Linked DNA regions of Homo sapiens: region 2 is linked to region 1. Evidence: chromatin contacts called from ENCODE Hi-C or POLR2A ChIA-PET data. All regions are on one chromosome and are shown on one strand. The core of a region is the stretch at or near the end of the contact, and the rest is flanking DNA. Distances in the headings are between cores, read along the strand shown.

Region 1 (5,319 bases), core at 1,910-4,409:
CAAACAATCATTCCATAATTTTCTTATCTGATTCTTCCAGTGCTTTCTTTGTGACTCAAGGACTGTCTGCAAGGACAAGTGCAGGTGAAGGGTGGAGTCTCTGGGACAGGTGTGGCTGAGTGGCCATGCAAGATGAGGTATGAGTTCTGCTATTGGCACAATGACCCGGGTTGTGTCGAGCCAGCCACTAGGGCCTCCCACCAACCAGCTGCTCACAGGGTCTTCCATATGAACATCACGTATGTGGTGGTGCTGTGGCACACGAAGGTCCACAGGAGACCATCACTTGGTACTTCACACTGCAGAAATCCTAAAGCTTTCAGAAGAAGCATATAGAACAGAATTCTCAGATCGTCAGACTCGAAGCCATTTAAAATTATATAGTTGAACCTTGAGCAATGCGGGGCTTAGAGGCGCCAACTTCTCACACAGTCAAAAATTTACATATAACTTTTTACTCCCCAAAAACTTAACTACTAATAACCTTCTGTTGACTGGAAGCCTTACTGATAACATAGTCAAGAGTCAATTAACACATATTTTGTATGTTGTATATATTATATACTGTGAAAAAGGAAAATCCGGTTAAGAAAATCATAAAGAAGGAAAATGTATTTCCTATTCCTATTTTGTATGTTGTATATATTATATGATGCAAAAAAGGAAAATGCTATTAAGAAAATCATAAAGAAGAGAAAATGTATTTCCTATTCATTAAGTGGAAGTGGATCATCATAAAGGTCTTTGTCCTCATTGTCTCCATGTTGAGTAGGCTGAGGAGGAGGAGGTGGAAGAGGAGGGGTCTGTCTTGCTGTTTCAAGGGCAGCAGAGGCAGAAGAAAACCCACGTAGAAGTGGACCCGTGCCATTCAAACCTGTGTTATTCATGTGTCAGCTGTACTTCTATTAGGTTTCCTTGACCATTTTGAAAGCATTATAATTCTGTCAAAATAGACTAGCTGCAAATGGTAAACTATTAACAAAAGCCATGCTACTTAGACCACCAACCTCAGAATCTCCTGGCAAGCTTATAAAACAGCAGATTCTCGATTCCAATTTCAGACCTTCTGAATAAGAACTTTTAAGGTCACGGCACAGCAATCTCAATTAGAGTCAAGCTCCCCAGGTGATTCTTATAGACATCAGAGTTTGAGAGCCATTAAAGCAGCATATTTGACTCCATCTCCTGACCCTTCTGAATAATAAAAGAATTTAGTGTATGTTGAATGCAAAGAACTTGTGAATAAAAAAAGCTTTTTACACAGATGAATAACAACAATCATTCTGGAGGAATCCCCAAAAGGAGGATAAAGTGGCCTTGTGAAAATATTGATGATTGTATTGATTCCTTCAAAATCAACCTTTGGCTGAGAAAGACTTCACTAGTCCTTCTCTTTGGATTTTTCCAACAGCTTGATTAAGCCAGCCCCACTCATCTAAAACTGAGGTCTCCACGAGCATGGGGTTTTGGGGTACAGGTGAGGGTTGGGGTTCTGGGGCTGGAGGAGGGGGCACATGCACATGGGTGTGGCAGCCAGCAGGTAGGGTGTGGCCCAGAGAAGGTGGCGACATGAACTTCCAGATCTAGAAGCTAAAGCTACTCCCATCCCAACTGGAAAGTGGAGACAGAAGACCATGGTGGGGAAGGAGGAACTGTCCACCTGGAACACAATTCTGCTCAGACCTTGGCCACAGCCATTGCTTACATACTCTGCTGCCAAGCCCAAGGGGTCGACCAGATTAGGAGTCCGATAGGAACTTGACCTTTTAGGGGCTCAAAGATTATTTCTGTCAGATGGCTTTCTCAGAGGGAAAAGAACCCCAAGAACCACTCCCTGATCTCATGTCTCATTGATTCCACCAGTCAATCACAATGGAATCTGAAGTTTGTCTAAGGACAAAGAGTCAGCACTTTATCCTTATAAAAAGTTATAAAAAGACAGCTATAGACAGCTATGCTGCCAAAGCCCCAGGCACATGAAGGTAATTCAACAACCCATTAAATTTATTATGGTACTGGGAGGTGACAAAATTGCCTTTAGGGCCAAAGTCTGATAAAGAAGAACAGAGCTCTGTTTTAGGTCTGAAATTATACACGGTGTCAGCACATTGACAGGAGCCTGGGAAGTAAGAGGTTGCTTTGAAATTCAGAATGCTGAGTAACTCAACCTATTCAGACCTTTCTACTTTATCATCTCTCTCTCTCTCTCTCTCTCTCTCTCTCTCTCTCTCTCTTTTCCAAGCCAGGTTCTGAATGACTTAAATAGCTGGGTTGGGATTACAAAGGATTTTAGCTGTGGTTTTGTGTGTATTTGTATGCATGCATGTGTATGTATTTATGCGTGCATGTGTGTGTATTTATATGTGTGCATGTGTGTGTGTTTGTGTGTGTGTGTGTGCATGTTTGTGTGCCCCTTAAATCTGGTGCTTTCATTTTTTATGGTCTGTTTTACAAGAGAGAAATTGCCCATTGCTGTGCCAAGAGCGGTCTTTGAAACAGCAGTGAGAAGTCAGAAGAGCTGGGAAAAGGATGTTTGGCTTAATCAGTTTCGGAACCAAGTCCAGTCTGAATACTTATCAATTTCTAAGCCACTGTTTTCCCAGAGTCTGAGCCATGACCCCTCTCTCCCCACATCATTTTGTGGAGCAGGTTGTCAGAGGGAGGGATCAGACAGGGTATGCCCTTTCTGGGAGACTCCTGCTTCCTACCACACTTCACTGTCCTCAGCTGGAAGGAGGCCTTTCTCAACCCTTCTTGGCCTGGAAGCCTCTGTACTGAGAGGTTCAGGAAATCCAGGCAATGATTGATGGTTTGTTCGTGTCAGCAGAGCATAGGAAAAGCTTCTTTTCAGATAGGAGATTAAGCTCTTTTCATTTTGGGATCAAAAGCAAGAAGAAAGAGATGCATTTCATATGCAATCTGAGTTCTTTTAAAGAGTAACACCCTCCTCTCACCTTCCTCTACCCTCACTGTGTTGGAGTGGCACCAGGAGTCTGCGCTTCTGCCAGCTGCAATTTCTCCTTGTACCCGCTGGAAGCCAACCAGGATGGCTGCCGGCCTGGTCCTGCCGAGTCCTGTCCCTTGTTGATGGGCTCCAGGGAGCAATTGGCCCTGGGCCTGGCAGCCCACCTGACCTCCCTGCATTATCCGCTGTCTGTCACTTGTCATCGGGTGAGTCTGGTTGCAATCAATTCACGCAGGCTCCTGTGGGAACACGTCTGGTAACTTATCATGTTGCAGCCTGTCAAAAGTCTGACATGCTTGGGGCAAACGTTTGCTTTGTGCAACTGCTATTTCAAGGGTGTGTGATGTCGCCATCTCAACAGCGTATGTGCCCAGAGACAACAGCACTGAGAGAAAGCATGGTTTCAGGAATCCCAGGATCTGTTATTAGAAGAATGACCATTGTTAGGTAAATAACTCAGGGCACATGGTATGAACATTTGAGAAGGAGGGATCGCCTAGGGTTTCATGTCAGGTCTGGGGTGGGGGAAAGTTTATGCCGCTTTCTTTTCTTTGCGTTAGATTCCTGAATTCATTTCCTCAAAGCTTCTCCCTCCATGAATCTAGAAAGATTTCATGGACAATCTGCCATCAGGCTGAAATGATAACAAAACCTGGATTAGCACACCATTTCCCTAATAGAGTCACATAAACTCTTTTTAAAATTATTATTTCCAAGTCTGTGGCTATATTTTCTAGTCAATTGCCATTATAAATAATTTACCAAGTACAAAGGAGCATTCTGTATTGCCTGATTTATTTTAAATCCATGGCCTAAGGAAACAGAAGAGACCTTTGCTCCCTCTCCATCAGATCAGCTGGCATAAAACAATGTGTGTGCTTGGGATTTAGGTGATATTTTTTCCCTTGCATGCAAACATTGAATACTTTGGCTGAAAGAAAGCAAAACCTTTACAAAGCCCTTGGTGTTTGGATGGTGAGAGACTTGTGGCCCAGGCACCCTGGAGAGCAATGGGCAGCCAGCATCAACTACTAGACATTTGGTAACCAATCTCAGACCAAGAGCACCCAGCCAACCCAATGGCTGACTGCAAAACTGCCCAGTGAACCCATAGACTTGGGAATAATAATAAAAAACTTAAGTTCCTACATTTTGGGGTGGTTTGTTACACAGCAAAAACTAACTGATACATCCTCCAATGACTTAGTTTATATCAATCTAGAGGCCTTTGTCGGTCCTTATTTGCCTCAATGTTTCTGTCTGATTTGAGGTCATCCGTTCTGCTGAAAATCTTTAAAATGGATGCTTGTGGGGTGTTCCAGAGTGGTCTTACTTATAACAAGAGTTATCTTAAGTGACTCCTTGGAGATCTTCATTTACCTAGGCATCTCTATTGATGTGAAAGTAAAGAACCTGTTAATCTCTGTTAATCAGGAAAATGGTGTTAGAATGTGGTTTCTCCATCTACTCTTTGGTTGTCTGGCTAAACCTTGCTACCAGCAATGAGCCAGCTAGGGTAGAAAAAGCCTGGCCAATTGAAGGTTAATAATTGGGAAGTAGGTCCTAGCTACCTACCTATAGCAATCACAGAGTTCATCAGAGAAGCAGAATCAATAGGATGTATGTGTGCATATTTCTATATTATTTTGATTTTTAAATACACATAAACACACACACACTCATAGAAAGAGAGAAAGAGAGAATGATTGACAGAGATTGTGGAGGCCGGCAAGTCCAAAATCTTCAGGGTAGATCTGAAGGCCGGAGACCTAGGGAAGAGTTGATGTTGCAGTTCCAGTCCAAAGGCTGGCAAAATTCCTGGGGGGAAGTGAGTCTTTTTTCCATTAAGACCTTCAACTGATTGGATTAGGTCCATCCACATTATGGAGGGTAACTGCTTTACTCAAAGTCTACTGATTTAGTGTTAATCACATCTAAAAAATACCTTCACAGTAACACATAGATAATGATTGACCAGATACCACCAGATAATGATTGACCAGGTACCAACTAGGGCTAGCCAAGTTGACACATAAAATTAACCATCACACTACTGTTGTTGCTGATTAGATGACTAGACTTTCTTATTCTTAAGAAAGTCACTATTGTTTCTAACCCAGTAGTCATTGTCCAGGACTCAGTAGCTAGATATAGCAGACTGTGAAATGGTTCTGATCTGGGCAGATGTGCTTTGTGACTAATGAATCATGCAAAACATTTATCATATTTGCTTCCCTCTTTATTTCTCACTGATTGATCCTGGATGGGTGAGAAGTTTTCTCTATCAGAAAAGTCATCTAAATCAATAAAAATTTACAGAAACCACAAGCATTGTCATGATAGTGTCAGGGATT
Region 2 (5,319 bases), core at 2,098-4,597, 650 kb before region 1:
GTAGTCCCAGCTTTTTGGGAGGCTGAGGTGGAGGATGGCTTCAGCCTAGGAGGCAGAGGATGCAGTGAGCCAAGAGCATGCCACTGCACTCCAGCATGGGCCACAGAGACTAACCTTGTCTCAGAAAAAAAGAAAATGAGGTTCTTGATTTATAAAACTGGAAAAGGCCAGGCACAGTGGCTCACACCTGTAATCCCAGCACAGATTACTCTGGGCAACAGAGCAAGACTCTGTCCCTCCCCCTCAAAAAAATAAGTTAAATAAAAAATAAAATAAAACTGAAACAGAAGGACCACACAAACCCCAAAGCAACAACAACAAAAAAAAACAGGGTATGTCAGCCCCTATCTCTTACTTAATTAACTCAAAGCTAATTGTTTTATTTACAGATCATTAGAAGCAATGATTATCTTGCCTGGAGAATAATTTTGAGTCTCAGAGAGCGGAAGAAATGTGGTATGATCCTAAGACACAAAGTCTGTTTCTGGGCATCACAGTCAGCTCCTTTCAATCCTTCCTTAGGACTGTTAGATTAGATTAGTTTGTGGAACTAGCCAATCCCTGGAGTCTAACACTAGCAATTTCCCGGTCTTCCAGCCTAGAAGCTATCTGACCTCAAAACTAATTTTCTTTCATGATCTTTCACTATTCATTGCCTTGATTTCCATGGAAACTCTATAATCACAACCAAAAATGTAAAATAAGAGAAGACGACATGAAACTCTGAAGAACCCCACAGACTTTTCAGGGCTCTCAAATGTCACCTCCTTGAAGAGACCTTCCCTGATCGCCCTTGCTACTCCTGCCCCCAACTACCACATTGCCTGGTTTCTTTATTTTTGCCTTTATCAGTATCTGAAATTGCTTAACTTATCTGTTCACATTTTTGGTATTCAGCTCCTCCATTAGAATGTAAGCTCCATGAAAGCAGCGCCTTGGTCAGTCTCGTTCACCACAGTATCCCAAGACTTAGAATGACACCTAGCATACAGTAGGTGCTCAATCACTATTGACCAAATGAAGGAATAAATAAATCAATAAAGAAGCGCATACATTTTTCCAAGTCTGGCTGGTCTAACCCTAATGGCTGTTTACCACCACACTCCAGGATTCTTGGTGGCAACATGTGGATACTCCAGGATTCTTTGGTGGCAACATGTGGATACTGCCAGTGGGCCAAGGTGACATTTCACTCAGTGATTAAAATGATCATGAGGAAGGTGCTCACGGGTACTCACTCTCCACTCCCCCTGATAGGAGTGGCCCTGCCTGCCTGACTTGTTCACTTGGCACTTGCAGGGCCAGGGAGCTTTTAAACTGGGGGTGGGGAGTGAGGTGTGTGAGCAGAGCTCAGCCAAGAGCACAGCTACCACTGACTCAAAGAAACTAAGGGTAGGGGTTGGGGAGAAGCAATATCTGACTGAGAGGAAAACAGAGGGACAACAGGGAAAGAAAGGCAAGAATTTAGACAAAGTGCCAGCAATGCCATGAGTCCCTTCCGACTGGCTCAGACGCTGCCACTGGTCAACAAGCCCTAGCCCCTCATCTCTCACATGTGGTCTACAGCAGTGCTTCTCAAAGTGCGGGGGACCTAAAAACCACATGAGAACTTGCCAGAACAGATCATGGGGCCATCCCCCAGAGTTTGACTCCTTGGACCAGGGCAAGGCCCACTCCCAGGTGATGCCCATGCTGCCATTCTGCAAGCCTCACACTGAGTGGCACATCCTACAGATGCACTAGTGAATGTAGCAGCCACACGAGACCACAGAGCACCTCAGATGTGGCCAGTGTGACTGAGAATCCAAATGTTTAATTCAATTTAAATTTGATTATTTATGTGATTAAATAAATAATTCAATTTAAATATGATTAAATTTATTAAACATAAATAGCGAGATGTGGCTAGTCGCTACTGTTCTGAGCAATGCAGAGAGCACATTTCCCTCACTACTGGGAAGTTCAACTGGACGGTGCTGCTCTTCAGCACCTGGAAGCTGTGTCTCCCAACACATCCACAGCCTCTTCTCCCCACAAGCACAAGTGGGTCAGCTTTAAAAGGGAAATCTTTAAAACAAAACAAAAAATATTTGCCTCTGTATCCCAACCTGGCGCCTTTCAATCTGAGAAGAGATAAGCTTAGAACAAGCACCTTAGCTCAGGCAATTCTGATGCCAGAGAGGTCCTAGTGTCTGGTGAGGAGATGGAAGAAAAAAGCAGCCAGAACAACTGGGACCGTCAGGAGGCCCCCCCATAAGCGAGTTTGTTTTTTCATCAAGTAGAGGTATAATTTAAGTTCTATACATTTCTAGAAAATTAGACTCACCTACATTTCAGCATGGAAGGGAAAAAATGTTAACTCAAAACCAAAGAGATATTTTAGAGCCATCTGCTATTTTAGATCATCTGCTCCATTTCCACTGATTATGGAGGACTGGCTGTACTCACATTAAACACCTTCACATCCTTTCTGTTTCTGATTTCTTCTACAAGAGCCAGTGGCTTTCCTTTAGGAACTGGGATTGTGCCAAGGATTATAGTCCCTGGGGTAGACAGCGTCTGACGAACAGCTTGAATGAAAAGCTGACTGAAGAGCTCCATCTTCCCAATCTCATCGATGACGCACACTCTTTGCCCTGGGCCACTGCTGCAGTCGGCCTGAGAATGACAAAGACTTTCACTGGGACATCAGAGTCACATTAATCAAAGGGCCCATGGGTCCCACTCCCCAATCACTCACCAATGAGGTAAAAAAGACAGAAACCTTTTTACTGGATTTCAAAAAGTGACAGCATCCCACAGACCACCGCTGGTACTGTGTGGGAGGGGACTGCACAAGGGTGAGTCCCAGGAGCTGGGAATCATTAGGACTCTTGGAAGCTGGCAGCTATGCCTGTCACCAGTGGGATGTTCAAGGAAGTAACGGACATAAATTGGAATAAAGTCATGAGAAAGAGAATCTGAGATCTAAAGGATGCAATTGTACTTACTTTTTTTTCCCCTTTAGCCAAGACTTGTTTCCTTTTAATTTTCACTTTTTTCCAACAACGCTTATGGACCAGATCATGAAATACACAAACATCTACCTAGAGCAGTTATCTCCCCCCCAGCACGTAGGGAATCTCATATGGCTCAAAATGGAAAAAAGAGGCCATTATTATCAACAAAGGCTCCCATGCTTGCTGTCTCACTTTTTTTAAGCCTGAGGTATTTGGGTGCCACTTATTTTCTGGTTGTATATAAATATAAAGCTTGATCTCTGTCTTGGATCCCCTCTCTCGAATCACTCACTCTGGGGGAAGAGAAGTGCTATGCTGTGAGGATACTCAGGCAGCTGACGGTGAGGTCCACGTGGTGAGGCACTGAGGCCTCATGCCAACAGCCAAGAGGAAATGAACCTGCCAGCAACCACATGAGCAAGCTTAGAGGCAGGGCCCTCCCAGGCAAGCCTCAGATGACCACAGCCCCAGCCAACAGCTTGACTGCAACCTCAGAACCCCAGCTAAGCTGTACCTGGATTCCTGATCCTCAGATACTGTGTACAATAATGTGTTTGTTGTTTTAAGCTGCTAAATTTTGAGATAACTTGTTCCATAGCAACATATAACTAACACACATGTCCTCTATAGAAAGCCTTCCTGGGGAAGGCTGACAGGACTTTGGTTGATTCTTCCCTGGGAGGGACAAAACAGAACATGTAATAAACACTTCAATGAATGGTGAATGACAAATACACCTTATATATGTTTGTATACATGATTATTTTGAAAACTGTATGTAAAGCTGATTTACAAAGTATTCTTCACTACAGTTCTGATTCCTTAAATGATGACAGCAATATAGTCCTAGAGGGCATGTCTGAGTTAAGCTAGATTTTGTTCAAATTCCAAAAGCCAAAGCAGCATATGGTACAGTGTGGCTGGTGGTAGGGATCAGTGGCAACCAGGGGCAGCCAGTGACAGACGGGGCTGCGGGCCCAGATCCTAAAGGCCTTCGAAGGCACACACAGAGGTGGGAATCTTCTCCCACAGCCGAAAGAGTCTAATCCAGGGAGGATCACAAGTTGTGCTAGAAAGACTGCTGGCTGTGGAGTCAGAAACAAATGTTAGACTCCTTTTGGAATAGACAAGATAAGATAGTGGGTGTCTAAACCCCAGTTGTGATTGCACGGAAGCAGTACAGCAGTGTTTTTCAGACTTTTAAGTAAACAGTACTCTATTTTCCTACTGCATATTGTACACTTATGAAATATTTTTCCATTCATTTTATTAGCTAAAAGATCAATAAGGAGTCCACTGTAATCACCCAAGAGAGGTCTGAACAATCTCCGCACTTCTGTGTTTCTGACATGCTTCATTTTTGCCTCTCTATTAAGTTTATCTGTACACACGCCTGGTCTCCCCACTTAGGGCAGGTACATGGTTGTCCTCGTCCGCATCCTTCCTGGGGAACTCACCGATGTCCCAGAGCTGAGAAGTGGGGAGCTGAAGGAGCAATGTCACCCTCCACTGGTGGGGTCGGGGAGAAGGGCAGAGCATCTATGAAGTAAGTCACTACTTATTCCAAGTTTTTCCTCCAAAACGAAAGCCATATTTGGGAGAAATAAAACAGCTATCAACCACCTGTCTATGATAATAAAAACAGACAACTGTACAAGAAGGTTTCTGTCTTCCTGGGGGCATGCCACTCCAACTGACCCGACTGTTCCCAAGTGCTGTGGACATTTTGCTGCCCCCAGAGACGAAGAGTAATTGTGGATGCCATTCCTCTGGAGGCTGTCATCTAAAAGCCAAAATAAAACTTATTCTGGCACCTCAAAATGAGTTTTGGAAGGTGCCAAATCAGACAAGAAGTGATATGAAAGAATGTGTGTACACATGCACATGTATTTATTTGACTATATACATGAGGGTAGTAAAATGCACGTGGCCATGTGTAAATACACACGTACAGGTAGAAAGTGTGTGGCTCTTCAACAACCAGCCTTCCTGCAATCCTCTAGAACATTCACCAGTGAAAGCTCATCAACATTTATTTAAGTTTCAGCACAAAAGAATTTGGACACACATGTATACATTACTTTCTACCAATTGGAAATCCTCATTTTAAAACCTTAGCTTACATAAAATCCTCAATCTGTCCAGAATTGGGGAATTTTATAATCCAAGAACTTCAGGAATCTCAAAAATAAATCTGTGATTTTTAATTAAAAATGCAAGTTATTCATATTCAGTTGAGAGAAAGATGTCAGCTGCTGAGCCACTCTGAAGCATGTAGACACTCAGCCTGCTTTTCTAAATAGTACAAGATCATACACTC

Evidence for each region. Hi-C counts contacts between places; a loop is a spot of excess contacts on that map. ChIA-PET counts read pairs that join two places held with the same protein, here RNA polymerase II (POLR2A). Pooled maps may share reads with other maps.
Region 2: a map of gastrocnemius medialis shows a loop between it and region 1 (6-fold over the local background). The contact joins two enhancer-like sites. A Hi-C loop is called at or near these places in 1 of 168 maps with a recorded cell type or tissue (gastrocnemius medialis) and 1 of 50 pooled maps. POLR2A ChIA-PET finds 5 or more read pairs at or near these places in 1 of 52 experiments (H1).

The regions. Positions count from the first base shown.
Region 1 is chr1:232,317,156-232,322,474 of GRCh38, reverse strand. No RefSeq gene overlaps it. Among named protein-coding and RNA genes, the nearest start is that of SIPA1L2, 310 kb to the left of the region's middle. Within about 2 kb of position 3,159, at least 4 of the 41 ENCODE cell types and tissues checked have a DNase peak (open chromatin) inside an H3K27ac peak, as active enhancers do.
Region 2 is chr1:232,967,248-232,972,566 of GRCh38, reverse strand. It overlaps NTPCR (nucleoside-triphosphatase, cancer-related), which reads right to left. Exons shown (of 5, transcript NM_032324.3): 4 at 2,449-2,658. Among named protein-coding and RNA genes, the nearest start is that of NTPCR, 19 kb to the right of the region's middle. Within about 2 kb of position 3,347, at least 4 of the 41 ENCODE cell types and tissues checked have a DNase peak (open chromatin) inside an H3K27ac peak, as active enhancers do.